2 separate regions of the Homo sapiens genome follow, and region 1 is linked to region 2. Evidence: read pairs that join two places in POLR2A ChIA-PET (ENCODE). Cell type or tissue: B cell. All regions are shown on one strand. Links, peaks and the distances in the headings refer to the core of each region. The heading gives the core; the rest is flanking DNA.

The links. ChIA-PET counts read pairs that join two places held together with the same protein. Peaks named below come from ENCODE experiments on the same cell type or tissue, not always from the same donor. Only the 100,000 strongest peaks of a DNase experiment are listed, where the experiment ranks them.
Region 1: POLR2A ChIA-PET joins it to region 2 with 10 read pairs; 2 of 35 experiments call an interaction of 5 or more read pairs at or near these places.

Annotation. Positions count from the first base shown.
Region 1 is chr10:124,658,697-124,667,942 of GRCh38, forward strand. All of the region lies in intron 4 of FAM53B (family with sequence similarity 53 member B), which reads right to left. Among named protein-coding and RNA genes, the nearest start is that of FAM53B-AS1, 41 kb to the right of the region's middle. RefSeq lists enhancers at 1-761, 5,015-5,672. In B cell, for the core only: no CTCF peak of the experiment used is centred there; no DNase peak of the experiment used is centred there; H3K27ac peaks cover 6,684 bases.
Region 2 is chr10:124,582,234-124,591,479 of GRCh38, forward strand. The region is part of intron 6 of LHPP (phospholysine phosphohistidine inorganic pyrophosphate phosphatase); the gene reads left to right. Among named protein-coding and RNA genes, the nearest start is that of FAM53B-AS1, 120 kb to the right of the region's middle. In B cell, for the core only: no CTCF peak of the experiment used is centred there; DNase peaks (open chromatin) are centred at 5,289 and 6,809; H3K27ac peaks cover 786 bases.

The DNA.
Region 1 (9,246 bases), core at 868-8,867, 77 kb after region 2:
ACATCCCTGCACTTCACCCCGGCAACCCAGGCCACAACTGCAGTGCAGTGAGCTAAAGGGCCACAGCCTGGGGATGGAACACCAAGGCCACGTTCCCTGCCTCCACCCATGCTCCCCGTGTCCGCCTGTCAAAGCTTCTCCAGCCTGCTGGTCCTCAAACCCTGCTCCCTGTGCCCCCACTGAGGCTGCGCTGCACGGGCTCAGCACACAGACTGCTAGCCACACCACCCAAGTTCAAATCCCTTACCTGCCTAGAACCGGCACCATGGCCCTAGGTGAGTTATTTAATTAGGTCTGTGCTTCTGTGTCTGTGGTGGTAACCTGGCATGACAATAACAGTAGCTGTGTCCCAGATACTGGGATGGCGATGGTGGGGATGGGCAGGTTTGGTGGCTGACGTGCACCCACCCCTTCTGCCAGCATCTTGCACATCATGGGAGCTCAGTGTACACTGACAGGACTTGCAGGACACATACAGCCTTTGAAGCTAAACTACCCTTTGGAGAATCGTGACTCCCTCCACCTCTAGCCTTCCTGCTTTCAGCCATGATAGGCCTAAAGTCTGAGCAGAGCTGCTCACCAAGGAAGGACTAAGAGGAGCCACAAGGAGCAGCTTTATTTAAAGGGAGAGATACAACTGATCAGCAGCTTTTCCTCCTTGCCCCTCATCTTTTCATTGTCAGTTTCAAAACAGGCCAGTGCTAGGGCCAGAGCTAATAGCAGTGGTGGAAGTGGTCTTGGTTACAGTAAGAACTTTCTAACACATTTCTGGGTCCCCAAAGATGCTCCAGCCCACGCAACAGCCTCCTGGCTCCAGGCTGGCTGCTGCAGGTTTCTCAGACAATGGCAGCATCTGCCCTGGGACAGCCTCCACTGCCTAACTTTGAGGTGGGGCACAGGATAAAACCACAGCCAGCTGAGGCTTTTAAATCTGAGCCAACCATCCCCACCCTTATTTTCACAGAGTGGCTGCAAAACCACCTTGCCGGGCCAAGCTCCATTACCACAAGCTCATCTCCTCTAGCAACTTCTGAGCTGGCTGTCCACCTAAGGGGCCAGAAGATATCTGGCTGACAGAGTTTTCTGGGTCCCAGGCCAGAGTCAACTTTGCTTTTGTTTTGTTTTTTGAGACGGAGTCTCGCTCTTGTCACCCAGGCTGGAGTGCCATGGCACAATCTCAGCTCACTGCAACCTCTGCCTCCCGAGTTCAAGCAATTCTCCCGCCTCAGCCTCCCGAGTAGCTGGGATTACAGGTGTGCACCACCATGCCCAGCTAATTTTTGTATTTGTAGTATAGACGGGGTTTTGCCATGTTGGCCAGGCTGGTCTCAAACTCCTGACCTCAAGTGACCCACCCGCCTTGGCCTTCCAACGTTCTGGGATTACAGGCATGAGCCGCTGTGCCTGGCCCAGAGCGAACTTTCTAGGGGTTTGTCTTCAGTGGCGAGAAGCCCAGTGCTGCCCTCGCTGTTCACGTTTGGGTTTCGTTCCACCATATGGAGCGGAAGAGCCCCACCAAAATGCTTCAGGAGACAGAGGAAATTGAGGCAGCAAACGAACGCAGAGCAAACGATCCATCCTCGCTCTGGCCCACACTGTCTCAAGCATGAGGGCAACACAAGACAGCTTGGAAAAGACATCTCACTGGGACCAGACAAGCAACCCAGCTGGTACGTCCAGAGGAATGCCCCAGAGTAATGCCATTTTCATTGTAAAAATTACACTTTTGTGCACTGAGATCCGTTGAATACAACTCACCCTGATACCAAGGCTCCAGTTAGCCAAGCTTCACGAGCACTAAGTGCCCCTTTCCCACAGCCCCCTCGCCAGCATGCCTGCTTATCACCTGGGGGGGCATGGGAAGGGCCCACTCGAGGCCAACGGTGAGCACGGCAGAGCCTGAGACAGCCGAGCCAGCTGCCTTGTAGCCCTGCCACATTCCTGGGCCCTATCGAGGGCCAGCTTTAGCTTTTGGTGAGAAATTGCCAAGCAAATCCAGTGACTTTCCAAATGGGGAAATCGAGACGTAAGGTCATCTAGATCAGGTGCCAGCAAACTTTTCTTAGAGAGCCAGAGAGTAAATATTTATGTTCTGTAAGCTATCGGGCTCTGTCATAATGACCCAGCCCTGCCACTACACAACCCTGCCGTTGTAGCATGAAAGCAGCTGGAGACAACATGTATGTATCCAGGCAGAGCTGTGTACCAATAAAACTTTATTTATAAAAACAGGCAATCACTACATATTGGGTACAATGTACACTACTTGAGTGACAGGTGCACTAAAATCTCAGACTTCACCACTATACAATTCAGCCATGAAACCAAAGGCCACCTGTACCCCAAAAGCTACTGAAATTAAAAAAAAAAAAAAAAAAAAACAGGCAATGGAAGGATCTGGCCTGTGGGCTATGGTGTGCTGACCCCTTCTCTGAGGTGACAGCTGTCACCACTCCTGGAAGACATGGCCATAACTGGAGTCATGAGTACAGTGAATGTCCCCTGAATCAGGAGGTTCCAGGGGTCTGTCCACTCAGCAGATCTATAGTTAGCATATTAAACGGAGGTGTGTCGCATCCCACACAGAACTCAACAGACACTGGGACCTCTGTCCTCTGTGAGTGTTCCCCAGGTCATGCTGTGATGAGAATGGTCCCCAGAAGGTTGAGAGAGGCCCAGGAGCAGAAGGGCCCATGGCTGCCCTCTAACCCACCTCAACTGCAGAGGAAAAAGGCAGAGTCTAGCTCTCCTTGTAAGCCAGGCCTCCTGAAAGGGCCCAAACAGGATCTGACACCTGGAATAAAAGCTGCGCCTGTCCTGTGCTTTTCCTTCTCCCAGCTGGTGGGCTCTGAGACAATCTTACAGCCACTGTCCCGCACTGCGAGGTCTCTCTAGGCCTCAAGGCCAGGGCAGTGGGGAGGAGGGAAGGGACCTTTTACTGTCCTCTGCCACCACCACCCCAACACCTCTGGTGCCCTGTCAAAAGCACGAGGGGGTTCCTTCAACAGGTTCCTGGGCTCTACCAAGGCCACCATTACTGCCCCCGTTTGGACACTGCTCGTTGTCCCCACTTAAATTCAAGTTTCAGATTTCAGTAATGATCCAATCTTAGCCTGCTTCATCCACAACAGTGACAACTGTCATCTTAGACTGTCTTACATGGCTCTGACGGCTGGCCTAGCAGGGGCCAGAGCAAGCTCCCTAGATGACGTCATGTGAGATCCCTGCTGCCATCCCAGGTCTGGGCTCCGATCGGTGAGCCCGGCTGCTTGGCTGCCTCACACCAGGGATCCTCATGTGTCCACCACGGCAAGGCAGGAAGGCCTAGCCAACCCCTCACCTCCATGACTCTAGCCCTCACTGGACCAGACCCCTTTGTGGACAACACCTGAGATGGGAGGGGCCTGGCACCCAGAGCCCTGCCCAGACCCCCTCCTGGGGAGTGGAACAAGCATGGGCCTCATGGCCACAGCTGGTCCTGTGACCGTGGCCGCTACTCTGAACCTCAGCCTCTTCCGTAAAACAAGCACAACAATACCCACTTTCCAGGGCTGTAATAAAGATAATCCACAGCTACACAAACGCTTAGCACAGTGCCTGCCACACTGTCCCCAGTAAACAATGCTGTCATCCTTGCTTACTAAGTATCATCAATGGAGGAGCTGATGTGCCCAATGGGGAAGAATCCAGGCCTCCTGCCTCAGTTTGTGAGTTCGTTCGTCCGTCCATCCATCCATCCATCCACCCACCCACACACCCACCCACCCATCCATCCATCCATCCATCCATCCATCCATCCATCCATCCATCCATCCATGTATTCAATAAATTTTTAGAGGGTGGGCACAGTAGCTCACATCTGTAATCCCAGTGCTTTCGGAGGCTCAGGCAGGAGGATGGCTTGAGGCCAGGAGTTCAAGACTAGCCTAAGCAACATAGCAAGACCCTGTCTCTACAAAAAATTAAAAGACTTAAAAATTAGCCTGGCATACTGGCATGCATCTGTAGTCCCAGCTACTTGGGAGGCTGAGGTGGGAGGATCACTTGAGCCCAGGAGTTCAAGGTTATAGTTAGCTACGATCACACCACAGTACTCCAGCCTGGGTGACAGAGCAAGATCCTGTCAATCAATCGATTTTTGGGAAACCACTCACACCTTGGTAGGTGCTAGAGGTCTAGTTAAAGAACCAGACAGGTACAGGCCCTGGCCTCAAGGGCCAGCTGTCACCACTGCTTGGTCACCGCACCTCAAGCCTGGAATGCCCACCTGTCTACAAGCCTAGACCAGGTGAAACAGGGTCTCACACAGAGCAGGAACGAGAAACGGTCACTGAGTCCTTTGCACACTGAGGGGCAAGTCTCAAATCTAAGCCTGTGCCTTCTTGTCCTTGTCTTTCAATGTCATGTGAGTGTGGACCCCAGAAGACCACAAGGCAGGCTGCTTCTCCTCCCAGAGCCTCATCCCTGCCTCTCAGAGCTGCAGTGGTAGACAGGACACACACATAAAGTGCAAGCCTGTGCATGACCAAAGCCATCAGTGCTGTCATTTGTGTGTTGACCAAAGTTCCAAGGAGTGGGGCCTAGGCCAAAGGAGGTACAGAGCTCTGGCTAAGGTTCCTGACATGAACCACACTGCCCTCGTTCCTAGGAAAAGAGACAATGCGAGCAGGAGACCAACATCAGAGGCTAGAGAAAGGCCAGCACTGGAGCGGCTGCCAAGTAAGGCTCCGGCCCCACCTCTGCAGAACAGGCCCAATCCGTCCCCAGCTGCAAGAGGAGCCAGAGGAGGGCTGCCCAAACCAAAGACAAACCAGAGGTGGCCTCCCACAGAGGGCCCATCTCCCATATTCAGCACTTTCCATATTGAAGGAGCTCGCGATGTACTTGGTGGTCTTGTTAAAACACAGACTCTGATCCGGCAGGTCTGGGGTGGGCACCGAGGTTCTGAAGTCCCATCGTGCTGCCAGGTGATGTCTTCGTGCCGGAAGGTGAACTGCACTCTGGGAGCTGGAAGCTTTCCATGGTGATTTTGGGCCTTTAACAAGGGTTCGTCATGGGCCTTCATTTACCCCAGGGCTCATTTTGTTCCAGGGCGCCTACCAGCAGCCTATATTCCCTGTGCTTCTACCCTCGGGCATCTCCAGAGACCGATGCTACTGCTCCTCACCTCCTCCCACCAACCCAGGAGGCTCTGGGCCAAATCTCCCAGGTCTCCCGAGCCTGGCACGGGACACCTGTATGCCCAGCCTCCCTGTTCGTCAGTGTACCCCATGAACACTGCAAGGTTTAAGTGAGCTAACACCGTGCCAGGCCCTGCGGTCAGTGCTGCCTGGATGCCTCCATGCTTTCCAGGGAGCTTGGGTACCAGGTTCACACAGCACCAGGCACTGAGGAGCTTGAGGCTCAGGCCTCACCTGGCCAAGACACACCTGTGGTGAGCAGGTGCCGGTCTCCACTTGAGAAGGGATGGAGCTTGCACACACTGGCACCTCCCCTAGGGCTGGCCCCCAGGGCTGCCTGACACCAGCAGATCAAGCACAAGACTTGCCAGAGAGCAGCCTCCAGCACCTCCATGGAGTCCCTGAAGGGAGGTTCAGAGCTGGGGCCCGCTTACCCCAGGCATGGGAAGTGGGCAAAACCCCAGCCAAAGCAGGCCTCCGGGGCCAAAAGCCAATGGTGGCTGGTGCACCCTGGCATGCTGCTCGCCTTTAGGAAACAGGTCAGCTTGGGGAGCTTCAACACTGGGCCGGGAAGGCAGAGACCTGGGCTCCAAGCCCAGATCCGCCATCACAATCTGCCTTTCTACCAGGGGCTACAAGGCCCCCAAGTCTTCAAAACCCGCAGGGCTACAGCTCTGAGGGTAGAACTCTGCGCAGATGGCACAAAGCTAGCCAACTCTCCGGCCCTCAGCAAGTCACCTAAGGACGGCAAAAGACAGGACCTGGCTGTGCCCAAGGCCAGGCCCTCAGTACTCATGCTCAGTGGTTACCCCAGCCATCCACAGAAATGGGATAGTCCCGTATTCCAAAACAATGATTTATTAGGCACTTGCTGTATGTAGGCACTGCTTTTACCCAATTTTCAGACCAAGAAACTGAGGCACAGAGAGGTTAAGTAGCTGCCCAGGGCAGAAGTCCCCATCCTCTCACTGCGTGGGGCCAGAGGGAAGTCCCAAAGCTTCTTTCTGCTGCTGCTCGATCCAGGACTGTTGCCTCTGGCTTTCTCGGCTCCTGATTTCTGACTCAGGTTGGCTCCCCAAGGACAAACCTGACAAAGCTCCTTTTTCCCTGATGAACTTTCCCCTCCTGGTAAGGTAGAGGGAGAACCCACCTGACTGGCCCTACAGAGGCCAGCCCCAGCCAGTGGCCCTCGCTTGTGTGCACCAGGCTCTTGGACCCTCATTGAGAACCAGGCAAGAAATTCCCAAGGGCTTCAGGCCCCAGCAGTTCACAGCCTCCAGTGCTCTGCACAGTTCCACAGCCCCCTTTCTCCACTGAAGGGTACCAAAGGCGTGGGCATAGCCTTCTCTTACTGCCCCAAACTTGTCTATCACCTGAGTGAGGTTCAAGTCCCTGGCCACCTGCCCAGGGCCATCCTTCGCTGCCCACAGAATAAAGCCTCAACTCTCCAGGTGGCTCTCCCAACCCCAGTTCCAGCCCAACTGTCTGCTCCTGGTCTTAGGAACATCTATGTGCCTGTGTCTCCTCTCCACTCCAACTGATGGGCTGCCCAAGCCTGTTCCCCTGACTAGAGAGCTTCTTAGCTCCCCTGCAAAGGAGCCAGTGCTAGGCCCTGCACATGACAGGCAGAACTCAAAACGTGCCCCTCGCTTCCTACTCCTGGCTTCCTAGAACAATCCCATATGCATACATGGAGGTCCTGTGTCCATCATCTTATTTCGTCCTGGCAACTGCTATTATGGATCCTGCTAGATGGGTGAGAAAACCAAGGCTCAGAGGATACAGCCCTGGGCATTGGTCACGTGGGCCGGTGATATGGCCCTTTCCACGTTTCTAAGTGATGACTTGTTGGTGCTGTGACCTCCAGGAGGCCAGGGCTAACTGTCCTCTCCATTGCTGCATCCCTGGTGCCTACAAGGGCCTGACTCACAGCAAATGCTAGGTAAATAAATAGTGGCTGAACAAAGAGATTAATCTAGAATTGAATCTCGATCCTCAGAGGACAAGACTAGCTCATCTTACTGTGACTCGGCTTATAGTCGGCTACGTAGACACAGCTGTCTCCACCCCAGCCCTGTAGCCTGCACCTACCTTGCAGGTAAGGATGGGGTCTTGTACACGCTAGTCTTCCCTGAGCCCTGGCACAGGCAGTTGTATACAGCTGGTGTTCAATCAATGCATGCTGATTTGAACCAGCTTCCCAGGTTATTGGCTGCCTAGACTCTGAGGGCCCAGAAAGTTCCCCTGGTGGGCAGGGCCACGTTCCTGAAGCTCCCAGGCTGATAAGCTAGATGCCCTGACATTCCTGTGAATCCCTCCCAGAAGGGTGGGGCAAACCAGAGCCACAAATGCAATTTTCCAGGAAAACTATGGTTAAGAGGCTGCCAAGCCCCAGAGACAGGATAGCTCTGGAACCTTCGGCTTGGTCCAAGGCCACCTCTGCCACATTCCTTCTATTCTGGGGCCTTCCCTCCACCTGCCACTGCAACCTTCCAGGCTCACACTCACTTCCAGAGTGCTGGTAGATGGGGGCTCACCCCGAAGAGCTCCCTGTGGATGGGGCTTGCAGCTGGCCAGCTGTGTAGAACCTGACGCGAGTGGCTCGAGCAGGGGACATGTGGGGACAAAGGCACAGCCCAGTCATGAAATGCAGGACCACAACCGTGGAAAAATGGCCCAGGGCCTGTCATGCTGCAAAGCTGTCTTCTCAGCACCCCCTGATGAGAAGCCCCTGTCTTCCTGTATCACCCCGTCTCCCACCACCTCCCATCTCCCCAGCCCTGCCCCGGCCACACGCCAGGAACAGCAGGCTAAGCAGGGCTGCACGGGTACAGTAGAAAAGAGGCCTCAGAGAGCAGGGCAGGATGCTCAGAGAAACAGTGAACTCCCCGGGCCTCCCGGACCAGCCCCACGAGGAGGGTGGAGCAGGTGAGCCCAGGAACCTCTAGTTCCACCATGGACAGCCTGTGGGCACCAGACGCTCTGGTCCTCAGGTCTCCTGGGGCCTGCTATACCCGAGGCAGAGGGCACAGCCCAGAGCACCTAGCACCTCAGGCAGGGGCCTCTTGCCCAGCCCCTCCTTTACCAGCTGGCATTGGGCCCTTCCAGAGGAAAAGGGTCTATGGCAGCACCAAGTGGGAACCAAGGCTGACCCCCAACCCCCCCACACTCTTATACCCGTACCCCAAAGCCCCACTCAGCAAAGCTACATGCAGTCACTGAATGATGGAGCAGTGGCCAGGCCAAACTGAGACCTGCTGTCACCTGACACACCAGTGGATCTCTGAAACCAGTAAGAAAAAAGAACATAAAATAGTGCATTCATGATTTACTTACATCGATGACATGTGGAAATGATAGTATTTTGGAAATACTGGGTTAAATATACTATTCAAAGTCATTTCACTTTCTTCTCTTAATAACTGGCTACTAGGAATTTTAAATTATATATGTGGCTTGAGTTCTGGTTTCACTGGACTGCTTCCTCTAAGACTCAGCCACCGCCTGTAAAATGGATAACGATGTGCCTTCCTCATGGGGCTATCTGGAGGAGAAAATACAACAGGTGAGTTTCTTCTGCAAATCATCCCCCACCTCACCTGCCAACAGTCAGCAGCCCACAGCTGTGGCCTGGCACTCCACCTGTGTGGTCAGAGGCTGCCCTCTGAGCCTCCACATCCACAGGGCTGAGGAGGACCGGGCAGGGCTGGGAGAGGCTCCTGTTCCTGGTGCCTGGGGTGCGAGGCACCTGACTCTCCCCATTCTCGCACTACAGCCTCCCAGCCCCGCCCGGGGTCACAGGGCAGAGGGCTGCTCTCTCCCTCACTGGACTGCCCTCAAGCTAATGAGAATAATGCCTCCAGAAATGCCTCAAATGGAAGATTTCATAAGAAGCAGAGACCCTTCTGGAAGATCACAAGCAGCAACAAAATAAGATCAAGAACACCATGCTGGTGCTGAGCCTCTCCAGGGGGTACTGCACAGCTGCCTGCTGTAGGAGCTCTCCCTCATCAGGCTGCTTCACTCCCACGACATGGGGAGGAGGACACTGAGGCCCAGGGAGGGG
Region 2 (9,246 bases), core at 480-8,479:
CCATTCTTGGTGAATTTTTATTTTTATTTTTATAGAGATGGGATCTTGCTATGTTGCTCAAGCTGGTCTCAAACTCTTAGCCTCAAGCAATCCTCCTGGCTAGGCCCCTCAAAGTGTTGGGATTATAGGTGTGAGCCACCACATCTAGCCTCCTTTGCACATTTTAAAAGTGGATTAGTTGCCTTTTTATCATTGAGTTGTAAGAGTTGTTTATATATTCTGGATATAAGGCCTTTATCAAATATATGATTTACAGGTACAGTTGACCCTTGAATAACATGGGAGTTAAGGGTGCTTGCTGCCTATGCAGTAGAAAATCTGTATATACCTTTGACTTCCCCAAAATTTAACTACAGATACCCTGCTGTTGACTGGAAGACTTACTGAAAACATAAACAATTGGTTAACACATATTTTGTGTATGTATTACACCCTATATTCTTACAATAAAGGAAGCCAGAGAAAAGAAAATTTAAGAAAAGCATAAGGGGCTGGGTGTGGTGGCTCACACCTGTAATCCCAGCACTTTAGGAGGCCGAGGCAGGTGGATTGCTTGAGCTCAGGAGTTCAAGACCAGCCTGGGCAACATGGTGAAACCTTGTCTCTATTCAAAAAAAAAAAAGAAGAAGAAAATATATTTACTGTTCATGAAGCAGAAGTGAATCATCATGAAGGTCTTTATCTTCATTGTCTTCACATTGAGTAGGATGTGAGTAGGCTGAGGAGGTGGAAGAAGAGGAGGGTTGGTCTTGCTGTCTCAAGGTGGCAGAGGTAGAAGAAAAACTGCATATAAGTGGGCCCATGCAGTTCAAACCCAGTTGTTAAGGGTCAACTGTATTTTCTCATATTTTGTGGGTTGTCTTTTCATTTTCTTGATGTTGTTTTTTAAAGCATAAAAGTTTTTAAAGTTTTGATGAAGTCCATTTGATCTTTTATTTTCTCTTGTTGCTTATAGTTTTGGTGGCATATCTAAGAATCCTTTGATAAATCTGAAGCCATGTAGATTTACCCCTGTGTTTTCTCCTAAGAATTATATATTCTTAGCTGTAACAGATAGGTTTTTGATACATTGTTAATTCACTTTTGCATATGGTGTGAGGTAAGGGTACAACTTCTGTTCTTTTGCATGGTGCTATCCAGTTGTCCCAGCAGCATTTGTTGAAGGCTATTCTTTCCCCTTTGAATGGTCATGGCACACTTGTCAAAAATCAGTTGACCATTGTAGTAGGCTGTTCTTGCACTGCTATAAAGAAATACCTGAGCCTGGGTAATTTATAAGAAAAGAAACTTAAATGGCTTACAGTTCTGTAGGTTGCACAGAAAGTAAAGCAGCATCTGCTTCTGGGAAGCCTCAGGAAGCTTCCAATCACAGTGGAAGGCAAAGCAGGAGTAGGCATCTCACATGGCGAGAATGGGAGCAAGAGTGGTAGGGGTGCCGTATACTTCTAAATGACCAGATCTCATGAGAACTTACTCACTATCGCAAATATGGCACCAAGCCCTGAGAGATCTGCCCCATGACCCAAACACCTCCCACCATGCCCCACCTCTAGCATGGAGGATTACAATTCAACGTGAGATTTGGGTGGGGACAAATATTCAAACTAAAGCAACCATACACACAAAGTTTTATTTCCAGATTTACAGTTCTATTGCATTGATCACTGACATGATTACTGTTCCTTTGTAGTAAGTTTTGAAATTAGGAAGTATGAATCTTCCTACTTTGTACTTCTTTTTCTAGATCATTTTGGCTATTCTGGGTCCTTTATAATTCCATATGAATTTTAGATTCAGCTTGTCAATTTCAACAAATAAGTCAGCTGGGATTCTGAAGGGGGTTGTGTCACATCCGTAGCCCAATTTGGGGAGTGTCTTAGTCCATTTGTGCTGCTATAACAAAATACCTGAAAGTGGGTAATCTATAAATAAGAGAAATTTAGCTTGGGCAACATAGGGAGACCCCATCTCTGAAAAAAAAAAAAATTAGGCATGGTGGCGTGCACCTGTAGTCTCAGCTACTCAGGAGGCTGAGGTGGGAGAATCACTTGAGCCCAGGAGGTCAAGGCAGCAGTGAACCATGATCCACTATTGCATTCCAGCCTGGGCAACAGAGCGAGACTCTGTCTCAAAAAAAAAAAAAAAAAGAAAAAGAACAGCAATTTATTTCCTCACGGTTCTGGAGCTGGGAATTCCAATATCAAGGCACTGGTAGGTTGGTGTCTGGTGAGTGCTACTCTGTGCTTTCAAGATGGTGCCTCTTGGTTTGTCCTCACGTGGCGAAGGAGGGAAAGGAGAAACAGGGACGAACAGTGTTCATAGCAGCTCTTTTATTTATAAATTGCTAATCCTGTTCATGAGAGCAGAGCCCTCATGACTGAATCACCTCCTAAAGGCCCCACCTCGAAATACTATCACGTTGCTGGTTTAGTTTCAATACATGAATTCTGGGGGGACATTCAGACCGTAGCAGGGAGCGTTGCCATCTTAACAATATTAAGTATTTTGCTCCATGAACATGGGATGCTTTTCTGTTTATTTAGATCTTCTTTAATTTCTTTTAACAAGTATCATTAATCCAAAAATCTGAAATCTGGTATGCTCCAAAACCTGAAACTTTCTGAGCACTAACATGACAGCAACAGTGGAAAATTCCACCCCTGTCCTCACGCGATGGGTCGCAGTCAAAACCCAATCAAAACCTTGTTTCATGCACAAAATTATTTAAAATTTTGTATAATTACCCTCAGGCTATGTGTCTAAGCATATATGAAACACAAATTTTATGTTTAGATTTGGGTCCCATCCCCAAGATATCTCATGTATATGCAAATATTCCAGAATCAAAAAATATATATAGAGAGAAATTTGAAACACTTTTGGTCCCATGCATTTTGGATAAGGGATTCTTTACTTGTATTTTGTAGTGTTCACAATATAAACTATAATATAATACAAACAATATAAGCTAAAATATAAAATTTGCACTTCCGTTGTCAAATTTACTACTGAGTATTTTATTCTTTTTGAGCTACCATAAATGGGACTGCATTCCTGTTAGATTTTTTCTTTCTTTCTTTTTTAAGAAATGGAGACTTAGGCCAGGAGCGGTGGCTCGTGCCTATAATCCCAGCAGTTTGGGAGGCCGAGGCGGGCAGATTGCCTGAGTTCAGGAGTTTGAGACCAGCCTGGGCAACACAGTGAAACCCCGACTCTACTAAAATACAAAAAATTAGCCAGGCATGGTGGCTGGCGCCTGTAGTCCCAGCTACTCAGGAGGCTGAGGCAGGAGAATTGCTTGAACCCAGGAGATGGAGGTTGCAGTGAGCTGAGATCGCGCCATCACACTCCAGTCTGGGCGACAGAACGAGACTCTATCTCTAAAAAAAAAAAAGAAAAAGAAAAAAAAGAAAAGATAAGGAGCCTTGCTGTGTTGCTCAGGCTGACCTCAAACTCCTGGGCTCAAGTAATCCTTCTGCCTCAGCCTCCCGAGCAGCAAGCAGGGACCGAGCAGCAGGGACCATAGGAGTATGTCACTGTGCCTGGCTAGATGTGTGTGTTTTCTTTTTTTGGAGATAGAGTCTTGCTCTGTCCAGGCTGGAGTGCAGTGGCACAATCTTGGCTCACTGCAACCTCTGCCGCCTGGGTTTAAGTGATTCTCCTGCCTCAGCCTCCGGAGTAGCTGGGACTATAGCTGTGTGCCACCACACCCAGCTAATTTTTATATTTTTAGTAGAGGCGGGGTTTTCCATGTTGGCCAGGCTGGTCTCAAACTCCTGAACTCAAGTGGTCTGCCTGCCTTGACCTCCCAAAGTGCTGGGATTACAGGCGTGAGCCACACTACACCCGGCCTAGATATGTTTCTAAAACAACATTGTGTAGGAAATTTTTCTTAGGCTGGTTCAAGGCTAACATGCTGAAGGTCCCAGGTAGTGAAGCAGGTGAACCCTGAAGGACCGTGCCCCTCCCACACCCACCCTAGCAGCTGTTCCACATTGTAGATGGATCCCTGCGTCCCTACATTGTCACCTTTCTGTCTAAATGAGAGGTGGGGAGAAGGAGGGGTGAAGACCAATGAGGTTAGTCACCTCAAGGGGTGGGGCCGGTGCAGAGAAAGATGGGAACTGTTCCCTAGTCCTCTTCCTTCTGGAGTTGGGAGGGGGAAATAGCCCTGCCCCAACATGTGATCCAGCATGGACTATGGTCAGTTACAAATATGAGTGAGCCAGGCCCCTGCCCTGAAGGACCTCCCAGATTTGTGGGGAAGACACAAACTCAGCACAGAATGGAAAGGGGCCTGGGGACACAGTGCTGTGCCGAGCTTGGAATTTGTTTCATGAAGGGACAGCCAGCAGTGTCTGTGCAGGTCCAGGGAGGCTCCACAGGGGAAGTGAGATTTGAGCTGAGGCTTGAAAGAAAGGTGGACCGAGAGGAGACGACTTTCCAGGGCAGGAAGTGGCCTGCACAGAGGCCCCGAGGCGAGAAGGACCACAACTCTCCTGTGGACCTCCTCTTTGTACGATCAGTTTTAATTACGCAAAAAAATTATGCAGTTAAAGCTTTGCTCATTTAAACAGACCTTCCCTGGATTAAGAGTAATTAGGTTTTATTGTCATTGTCTTGAAAATTGCCTTGCCATGGACCTGTGAACACAGAATTATTTATATATGTGTGCATAGAAATCATCTCATGGATTTTTTTTTAACTGAGATGAACTTGGGGGATTTTAAAGGTAACAAACAACCCCTTCTGGCTGGTGTGGGGGAAGCCCTAATTTGTAGTGCTTGCTACTTTTTTTTTTTTTTTTTTTTTTGAGACAGTGTTTTGCTCTCGTCACCCAGGCTAGAGTGCAACGGCACAATCTTCACTCATTGTAAAACCTCCGTCTCCCGGGTTCCAGCGATTCTCCTGCCTCAGCCTCCCGAGTAGCTGGGATTACAGGCACCTGCCACCACACCCGGCTAATTATTTTTGTATTTTCAGTAGAGATGGGGTTTGGCCATGTTGGCCAGGCTGGTCTCGAACTCCTGGCCTCAAGTGATCCGCCCGCCTCAGCCTCCCAAAGTGCTGGGATTGCAAGCATAAGCCACCGCGCCCGGCCTCCACTTTCTGTGGTGTAAATATTCCTACCATGGCTGATTTCCTCTGGGGAAGCCATGTCCCCTCCACTTCTACCTTCATGGTCTTTGCTTGTTTATTTTCAAATGTGGCCCAAATCCACCCTGAGGCAGGCGCAGTGGCTCACGTCTGTAATCCCAGCACTTTGGGAGGCCGAGACGGGCGGATCACCTGAGGTCGAGAGTTTGAGCCAGCCTGACTAACACGGGGAAACCCCGTCTCTACTAAAAACACAAAAATTAGCCAGGCATGGTGGCACACTCCTGTAATCCCAGCCACTCGGGAGGCTGAGGCAGGAGAATCGCTGGAACCTAGGAGGTGGAGATTGCAGTGAGCCAAGATCATGCCACTGCACTCCAGCCTGGGAGACACAGCCAGACTCCATCTAAAAAAAAAAAAAAAAAAAAAAAAAAACCAAAAAAACCCACCCTGAGTTTAAAAGAAAAAGGCTAAGAAATGCTTGCTGGGCTGTCTCAGGGGTGGCAGTGGAGCTCCCGTGCCTCCCACAGATGAGGACGTGGAGGCCCTGGCCGAGTGCTGAATGCAGGTTGGGGGACAGGGCTGCCGGCCTCTGTAAGGATGGGGACCCCAGACCCACCCGGTGGAGCTGGGGCTGAAGGCCGTGATAAACACAGCCTCACCCTGGCATTGCCCACCTCCACTGGCCACCAGCTTTGACGGACAGCCCCACTGCCACTGCCCCTCTCCAGGCAGGCCACATTCACAGGTGTTCTGTACAGAGAGCAGAAGTTTGAGAAAACGTGACCCACTGAACAGACACTTGCTGAGGCCCGGGGGCTTCATGTGTCAGGCCCAGAGGTGGCCACAGGCACAACACGCGTCCCTCAGCCTTGCCACCTCTGCTGCCCTCCAAGGTGCCCTGGGTCCAGCTGGCCAGAAGCACTGCTTTCTGGAGCAGCCACTTATGCTTTTACTTTTTTCTCTTCTTTTTTTTTTTAAGACTGAGTCTTGCTCTGTTGCCCAGGCTGGAGTGCAGTGGCACAATCTTGGCTCACTGCATTCTCCAGTTCAAGTGATTCTCCTGCCTCAGCCTCCTGAGTAGCTGAGATTACAGGCATCTGCCACCATGCCCGGCTAATTTTTGTATTTTTAGTAGAGATGGAATTTCGCCATGTTGACCAGACTAGTCTTGAACTCCTGACCCCAAGTGATCCGCCCGCCCAAAGTGCTGGGATTACAGGCGTGAGCCACAGTGCCCGGCCCAGCTTTTTCATTTTGAAATCAATACAAGTTTTTACAGATGTCTGCAAAAAATATCCATATTGATGGATCCTGGCTCCTCAGAATCTGAGGTTTTTACAAATGTCTGCAAAAAATATCCATATTGATGGATCCTGGCTCCTCAGAATCTGAGGTGACAGCAGCTTGCAGAGGACACTGCTCCCCCAACACTGCCTTCCAAGGGAGACATGCCCTACCCCAAGGCCTCCCTTGTCCCCTCCCTCCTCTGACAGTCAGGTCCAGGGGGTCCTGGAGAGGGCACTGGCCCACCCTCCACACATGTTGCACAGTGCCCTGGGAATGAGGAAGGAAGGGCAAAGGTTAGGGAAAACCAGACGTCAGTTTCTTGACCAGCCACAGCCGGTGCAGCGCGGTTATTTATAGCCCTGGTGGAGCGCCCATAAATCAAGGCTTTCCCCAGCAGCGCGGCTGTGAGGGCTCCGAGATGATCTCATGGTGCCCCTCCCTTGAACCATCCCAGAGAAAGGAGGCCTGTCACCTTCAAGGACCAATGCTTCTGCCGGGACTCAAGCAGAACCTGTTCCTGCTGCTGCAAGGTTTACAGGCAGCCTTGGGGACAGTCCGTGCAGAAATGTCAGGAGCCTTTTCCTGCATAAGGCATCTCAGAGCTTATAGCACCTCCTTGGCGGTGGCCGTGCTCGCAGCCTGATACATGGGACCTCTGTCTCACTTGCAGTGTGCACCGCAGGTCCTAATTCCTTATCTGTTCCAACCACAAAAGCTTCCACTGCTGGATGGAGCCCTGTTATCATTCAGGCTTCTGAGCCACCTGGAAGGCAAAGGCCTCTCTGTGAAAATGAAAACTTGGCTTTAAAAAGCTGGCATGGGCTCAGCCATGGAGTTGCTTAGATGTAGTTCACAATCTCGCAGACCCACGGCAGGATTCCACCCAGGAGAAGGTCCTGGAGGTGGCCATGGGGCTCAGCAGAATGAGCCGGGAGGAGCAGGACTGTTGACACGAGAGCAGGGGTCAGGCTCAGTGCACAGGTCCCAGTGTGCAGAGCTCACCCGGCCCCAGCTTTCATCACCCATCTGAGATCGGCCTCCTTCACTCCTGTTCTCTGGGACTTCCTTGTGTGTTAGAGACTCGAGCAAGACCCTTTCTTGTCTATCCCCGGACGGACCCGCCTTTCCCGCATCTCTGGGGGTGAGGTCGGCTCTCGTTCAGGCCTGCAGGGTCCCTGGTGCCGCAGCCCCTCTGGTTGGAAGGCCCCCTGCGTGCAGCCCCGTCCTCCAGCCCCGCTCGGCTCTGAATGAGTTCATTATGTCTCAGCGCGCCCTGGCCGCCAGGCTGGCAGTTCTTCGGGCTGGCGGGGCTCGGGAGCTGTCAGCCTGCCAAATCCAGTTGTTTGACTTCATGTTTCAAGGCCAAATCCTTTCAGGAAAGTTCTCTCCATCCCACCACTCCACCGCCCCCCGCCCTTAGAAAAATAAATGCGTGATTGACTGGCTTTGCAGGTTTTTTATCCATCGTTCTTTCCAAAGAATAGTGTGAACAGCTCATTCGATTCGTTCATGTGACGTCCTCCCTCTCCCAATCCCTGTCTCTCTCTCTCCTTCCACAGCCACATGAAATTGAAGTGGGAGAACATGGTGTGTGAGCATTATTGGGGGTGGGGTGCGGAGCAGGCACTGGCTTTGGTTGAGGTCTGCAAAGGAAAGCACCCCCACTGCCAGGCTGCTCAGGAGTGGCTCCCACCCTCGACTGCGGGGAAGTGCTGGAACCCTCCGCACGAGGGCAACCTTTCTTGGGCTCTGAAGGCGCCTCTCATCCTCTGAGCCAAGAAGACTTCTGACCCAGAATTCTGAGTTGAGTTCCGACGCAGGCGTGGGCGATGGTGAGCAACTCCAGGCTACCCCGAGAAAGCCGCTGTGTGACCCCATTAGGGGACTTGGCTCTCCTGCCAAGCCCCCACCCAGCACCTGTCCCTTGTGTCATGACTGGACTTGTTACTTCTAGCCCAGGAGCTCCAGGTGAAGGGGACTGTGTTGGTCCTGTCTGCCCAGGACTCTCCCCACCCGCACAGTGTACCTGTCCCACAGTGGCACCAACAAGGCTCAGCTGAGCCCTTGCCAGAGGAGACACGGTGGGCACCAGCCCCAGCGCTGCCACCTGCCTGCCTCCTCTGCCACCGAGGGAAGCCATGTCGCCTTCCTGAGCCTGCTTCTCTGTCCACAAAACAAAGACTAGATAATTAGAGTGCACACTTGGAGGGACAGGATGGCTTCGTATCCATCTGGCTGTGCCCTGTAACTCAAGGGATGGGACTGTGTCATTGGTAAACACTGCAACAGGCCTCCTTTCCAGGAAACAGGATCCCTGTCTCAGACAGAAGCAGTCTCGCCCATCCTGGGGCCTGAGAGCATCATTCCTTTGTGAGACTCAAATGTGAGGAATTCCTGTTTCCTCAAGTCTGTGTGGGGAGTGCAGAGCAGCCCTCTGAGGGGGTAGCGTGTGCAGGAAATAAGCCGGGGGGAAGGGGGCACCGCGGGTGGGTGTTAACTGCTGCTTCGGGGTCCAGTCCTGTTAATGAAAGCAGGGGTGAGGCAAGCGGGGAAGACTCTCTGTACCTGATCAGTGGCATGTGTGTGGCTCCAGCCGGCATGGCCTGAGCTGCCGGTGAGGGAGAGGCCTCAGGGAGAAAAGACAAAAGCTGGGGTGCCCCTGAAGGTGGGGCAGAGCTGGGGCAGTCAGGGGCTCTTCCACAGGTGCAGGCCTGGTGCTGGAGGACACAGTCCATACCACCTCCAACCCCCACCACCTCCCCTGCCATGGACAGTGTGGGGCAGGCTCCTGAGGATGAGGCAGCCTGACCCCTACCCCTGGGCTGTCCCCCCGACTCCTGGTTTCTCTGGAAGCCTGGG